2 separate regions of the Mus musculus genome follow, and region 2 is linked to region 1. Evidence: chromatin contacts called from ENCODE Hi-C or POLR2A ChIA-PET data. All regions are on one chromosome and are shown on one strand. Each heading gives the region's core, a stretch centred on a gene start or an enhancer-like site at or near the end of the contact. The rest is flanking DNA. Distances are from core to core; before and after follow the strand shown. Region 1 overlaps Nxn (nucleoredoxin). Region 2 overlaps Nxn (nucleoredoxin).

Region 1 (2,935 bases), core at 109-2,608:
TTGGCAAGGGACATCAGTGGAGCCCAGATCCCATCCCTAACACCTAGGATGCTAAGAGAGGAAACCAGCCCCCGGTGCTCCCAGCCCTCCTCCCTGCTAAAGCCTATGTCCCTCATCTAGGAAACAGGATAATGAGTATTGTTCCCCGTGAGAGGGTGAAGAACAAAGGAGACCAGCAGGTGAAGTTCCTGGCAAGGCGCCTAGGGGACAGAGAACTTGCAAAGGCTTTTCAGCTGTGCTCCTGAATCCCCGCCTTGCCCCCGGCCTGGCCTTTCTCTTCTGCACCCATCTTTCTTAGGAGCTATTCTCCAGGGGTTAGAGTTTAATACATGCAGAGCTGCCTTGTTATGCTTTGTGTGGGGCGGCTGGGACCCCCCCAACTCTCCCCTGCAGGAGCCTGTGAACCCTCTTTGTTCCCCTCCACCCCAGAGCTGGGCAGGGCAACTGGGGCTGCCTGCAAGGGGCCCAGCAGGGCAGCCAGGGGTGGTTACTGAGGAGATGAATGGGTGGCTTAGGGTGTCTGTCTGGCCTCTCTTGTTTGTCTTCCTGTCCTTCTCTTGGGATCCAGTGTACAGGCTCTGACCAACTGGAGGTTCTGACCTGGGCAGGAAAAGCTGGAGGGTGGCCTCATAGAGTCTGTTGATGTGAGCCTCAGAGGGGTGCTGGGGTGGGGTAGAGAGGCAATGAGCATGTGCAGAAGGAGCCAGGAGAGCGCCTGCGCAGCCAATCACGGCCATCTTGCAGAATGCAGGTGCCTGTAGGATGCAGCCTCCCAGGCTTTCAGGGTGGCCGGGCACCTGCCATCATCTGACCCTGGGGATGTCCCCTGCTCAGTCTGGCACAGTGAGGGCTCAAGAACTAGGCCTTGAGAGCAACAGATGGGGGACAGCAGCAATTTCCAACCTCCCCAAGTGTCTTCAGCTGTGTTTTAAGTCGGGATCCCTGTGATGGCTAAGCCCGTGTTGCAGGCTGGCACAGTGGGATTAGCCAGGCTGGTACTATCTATGCAAAGCAGGGGCTGGTTCTGATCCAGCAGCACGGATGGGAGCAAGGATGTCTGTGCTGCTCTCAGCCGTGCGGGGGGTGGGGGGACGACACAGATCCGCTAGGGTTTCCTAAAGTTCTGAGGGCTGCTGAGTGAGAAGGAAGGGCGGGGGATACAGCAGGGATAGGAAGTGGTTTCTGATGACTAAGGGCACACCTTTTCCTCTTACATCTGCGTGTGGCACAATCAGCTCAGACCCAGAGGTCCCTTCAGACCTCCAGAAGCCAAGATCACTCATATCCTGCATGTACCCAGGACGCCAGGCCTGTCCTCCGCACTCACCTCCCCGGCCACAAAGAACAACAGCGGCGCCTCCTCTTCTTTGGCTTTGTACTTGGCAATGATCTTCTCAGCTATTGGCTGGATCAGCTGTTTGGCTGCCTCGGACTCTCCGTCGTCCTCAGAGTCTGTGACAGGGGAACAGAAAAAGAAGGACAAGCAACTCTAAATTGTCAAATCTCAGTGACCAGAGATGGGCCTGAGACACACTGGGCTCACTAGACACAAACAGCTCAGTGAGCAGTTCGAACCCTACCCACCAGCATGCAGCGCCTGCCATGAGGTTCTTCACAAACCTATACAGGGTTTGTATAGGTTGCTGCTCCCATGCCTACACCTGAGCCCCTAGGAGTGTTCTCCCAGTCACAGAGCCGAGGACTGTGGTCCCCTCTGCAGCTCTGGTGGTGATGGGACTCCACACCTGCTCCAAAGCTACCTGGTAGGCAGACCTGCTTGGGACGACCTGCAGGAGAACATGAGGAATGGCCACATGAGGCTGAGGCTGCTGAAGCCTGTGGTGGGAGTCAGCATAGCATCCTCACGAGGCACACAGAGGATACAGGAGTCTACCCACAGGTGTCATACTGCCCAAGAGGCTCATGGTGACCAGACACGATCTCTGGGGACACCTTCATCTAATTTACTATCCAACTTGTCCTGCTTCTCAGGGACTTGGTTTCCACATTTCTGGAGAAAGCCAAAATGTCCCGAATTGTCCCCAGGTTCAGAGCTCTTTCCAAACAGGGCCCAGGATGTGGGTGTGAGGACCTGCAACAGGCAAGACAACCCCACAGGAAAAAAAAATTCAAGACTGCTTCTCTGTGACAGGCCTTCCTACCTAAGACTGGCCCAGTCTGCTTATCAGCTCTGATGCTAGGGTCCCGAAACCAGACCCCAGAGAATGTAGCAAGGTGCTGAGGGTACTCCCCAGGCCTCCTTGGCCATGGGTGGTGAAAGCATCCTGAGTCATGCCACAGTCTGCAGGGATACTTTCCTATCTTTCTACTTAGCCACGAGACATAGCTTCTGAGGGTGAAGGAGCGGGGTTCCACCTGGTAGAGCCGGGCCAGCTCTAGTGGCTCCCCGGAATTGCTCATTAGAGCATAGGAAAGTGGCAGCAGGCCTGGATGAGCCTTAGCCCGAGGGGGCCCCACCCCCTACAGCTGCTATGCAAGCAACACCCTCCCCATCTCCCTTCCCAACAAAGGGTCTGTTCATGGGGGGCTGGGGCCATCTTCCTGCCTGACCTGTTGCCCAGCTGGCAGCAGGAGCAGTAGCTGCTCCAGACCACCGCCTGCAGGGGGATAGCCATGAATAAATCATTGGGGTCAAAAGCAAGGCTGCTAGGGAGACAAAGACCCCAGATCAACACTGTTAATGGTAGAGAGTGGCTGGGGGCAGGGGATACTATCTGCCTCCCATGAGAGGTCCATTCTGACCTGCCTTCCACTTTCCCTCCAGCTCCATACCTACAAAAAGGACGAGGCAGGGGCCCTCGTTGAGCTGCACAGCGTTGGAGTCAGAGAGCTCCAGCACGGGCTTCGGGTGCCACGGGAACTCCCTGCAGTCCTCGTCATTGAGCACCTCCACCCGACCCTGCCGAGTGATCAC
Region 2 (2,837 bases), core at 205-2,704, 98 kb after region 1:
ACTGGAATTTTCCCAAGAATCTCAAGCTGAGAGAATGAAAAGGCCGAGCCTAGTGTTAGTAACGTCCGGAAACTGTGTCTCAGGAAAAAAGGTTCAAAGTTCTGATAACACCAGATCACCTTGCAGGAGACACTCGGGCCCAGACTGTAATGGATGGAACCACGCCTTGACCGCTTCACAATGCGTTCCTCTTGTCCTCTGTTTGAACACTTAGCTCTCTTGTCAAGGCCCCAAAGATGGACTTGAGGGTCCCTGAACCCCTTTATTTGTTCTTCTCCCCAATGTGGCCACAGCGGATCAATCTCCTTTCTCTGCCTCTCGATGTTACTTGACCCCCTGATTGGCACACTGAGGGACAGCGGTGAGCCTAGCATGTTAGGGCTCCCAGGAGCAGAGTCTGACCCTAACAGCTCCGGATCTGTGTTTGCTGTCACGGAAGCCAGCACTTACTTGTTGGTGAATATCTATTGTAAGACAGAGGCAGGGCAAGGCCTCTGGAGAAGAGCCTGGCCCAGGGAGAAAAGTCTGATTATTAAAATGATAAGCAGCAAGGAATAAATTAAATGACTGTTCATAGAAGGGGGACAAGGCACAAAGGAAAGAGGGAGGAAGACCTGACACTCACTGAGTCATAGGCACAGAGAGAAGGCAGGGGAGGGAAAGACTGATTTCCTAGTGTGAGGTTCACGGCAGGACTATTTCTAAAACCCCAGCCCAGATGAGGGCTGTACTGCCTAGCGCAGGGCAGGGCAAGGCAGCCCTCTGTACCTCTTCTGCCAGCACAAGCTTCTTGCATGAGGACCGAGAGCAAACCCCAGCATCCCACTGCCTCCCTGCTACAAGAAATGACTCAAAGAGGGGCTTATCATGAAATTCCTCTTTCATCTGGGCCTCCCACCAACTTAAAACAATGCCTTGAAAACTCACTCAAGACCCCTACGGTAAATCCACATCCCTATTATTCAGAAACCTCTTTCTAGAAAGCTGTTTATCCTGAACTCTATGTGGTCAGCTTCAGAAAAAAAAAAAAAAAAGCCTTCATTTAAGCAGCCTTTTCTAAAATAAATAAATAAAAGCCTCCACAAATACCAGGACATTATCAATTTGGACTAAATTCACAGATTCCGACACAGGCAGCCAAGATCTTCGGCCTCAAGCACAAACATGCTTTGCCTTTTATTAATCGCAAAATAAACAGATGGAGGAGATGGGGAGGGGGGTCTGCGAGCATGCCTCACTATGCACGTTAACAAATGACGTGGTGTTCGCAAGCTTCAATTAATTTTTAAGTAGGTATTTCATTTTGAACTTTATGATGATAAAAGTCATAAATGCAGGCTCCGGGAAATGTAGGAAGTGCAGTAAGAAGAAAACCAGGGGTCAGGGCTGCAAAAGCCTTTGAATTAGCAACTTATGATCAATAAAATCCCACAGCTGGCCAACTTCCAGTCCAAGTCAGAAGAGTCTTCTAGCCCAGCTCCAGAGTTGGACAGCATCGCTGCTGGCTGTCACTCATCATTACGTCGTTTCTTGCTGTGTTTTTTAAAACCACCACAGGACTCCACACCAATTCCCAAGCTTCTGCGGATCTCTTGTAAAAGTTACCACCTCGTCTGTACTGTGCGGTCTGTGGAGAAACCAGAATCCTCTGAGCTTAAAAATCCTGAAACGTGGGGCTTGGGGGTACCACGAGATCATGACAGCACCAACCAAAGGCTACTTATGGTCAGACAACTGGGGTGTGGAGGTACCACTGGATTATGACAGTGCCAAGCCAGGGCCACTTGTGGTGGGACAACCAGCAAAGAAGTCCATGAAAGGGCTACTCTGGGGAATAGGAAGCCATGAAGTCAGGTCAGGGTATAAGATATGGATGGGCCCAGGAAGCTTGGAAAGACGCAGAAGCAGGATTTGAGGTCATGGGAATTACAGGGAAACGGCAGCTCCAGGTTTGCTGCAGGGATTAAGCCCCTCCACAGGAGAGCTACCCTAAAGTTCATTTGCTGGGTTTATTGAGCAGCTACAAAAAGAGCTCTGTCTAAAGGAGCTGAGGGACAGAGACCCAGCTGGGTACCGACTGTGGTAATCTGTCTAAACAAAGCCACTCTCTACTCCACGCCAGCTACAGCCTTCGAACCCACACAGATAAAACCAGGCCACCATGTGTCTCTCTAGCTTACATCTGTTGCTCTCCAATGGATGACTAGAGTCTGCCACCACCATCACCCCCCCACCCCCGCATCATCAGCATGTCACTCAAATTCAGCTAATGACAGAAGTCACACATTTGAGTGTCAACACTGTATGAACATTTGTCATTGGGGGGATTAGCTAAAGCAATCTTATTTACACAAAATAAATGTCAAGGACTGGGGAGGTAGGGTAAAGTATTTGCCTTGGACCGGATTTCCTCAGAACCCACAAAGAAGCAGGGCACATCTGCAATCCCAGGACTCCTATCATGAAATGGGGCAGAGACAGTAGAATGCTCAAAAAGGTCCTGCTGGCCTGACACATAAAGTAGTGAGCAACAAAAAGAGTGACCATGTCTCAAACAAGATGGAAGGAGGTGGCAGATACCTGAGTTTGTCCTCCAACCTTCACACGCAGGCAGAGGCTCACACACATACACACACACACACACACACACACAGACATGCGTACGCACTTGCACACAATTCACAAGAGACAAAGCCTTTTGTCTTTTTGTTTCTCATCTTTTTTTCTCCACCTCCTTTGGAAAGGCCACATTCTGCCTGAGGCTCTGTAACTGGCCATGACCTGCTGAGTGACTGCAAGGGCAGCCCTTCTGTGCTTCTGCGCACAGCGTACCACCA

What was found. A loop is a pair of places that touch in the nucleus more often than their neighbours do. ChIA-PET counts read pairs that join two places held with the same protein, here RNA polymerase II (POLR2A).
Region 2: a map of T-helper 17 cell shows a loop between it and region 1 (2.4-fold over the local background). The contact joins two enhancer-like sites. A Hi-C loop is called at or near these places in 1 of 37 maps with a recorded cell type or tissue (T-helper 17 cell). POLR2A ChIA-PET finds 5 or more read pairs at or near these places in 4 of 5 experiments (Patski and embryonic stem cell).

The regions. Positions count from the first base shown.
Region 1 is chr11:76,260,215-76,263,149 of GRCm38, forward strand. Nxn (nucleoredoxin) reads right to left here. Exons shown (of 8, transcript NM_008750.5): 6 at 2,794-2,935; 7 at 1,328-1,452. Among named protein-coding and RNA genes, the nearest start is that of Mrm3, 18 kb to the left of the region's middle. Within about 2 kb of position 1,359, at least 1 of the 3 ENCODE cell types and tissues checked has a DNase peak (open chromatin) inside an H3K27ac peak, as active enhancers do.
Region 2 is chr11:76,357,660-76,360,496 of GRCm38, forward strand. All of the region lies in intron 1 of Nxn (nucleoredoxin), which reads right to left. Among named protein-coding and RNA genes, the nearest start is that of Nxn, 40 kb to the right of the region's middle. Within about 2 kb of position 1,455, at least 1 of the 3 ENCODE cell types and tissues checked has a DNase peak (open chromatin) inside an H3K27ac peak, as active enhancers do.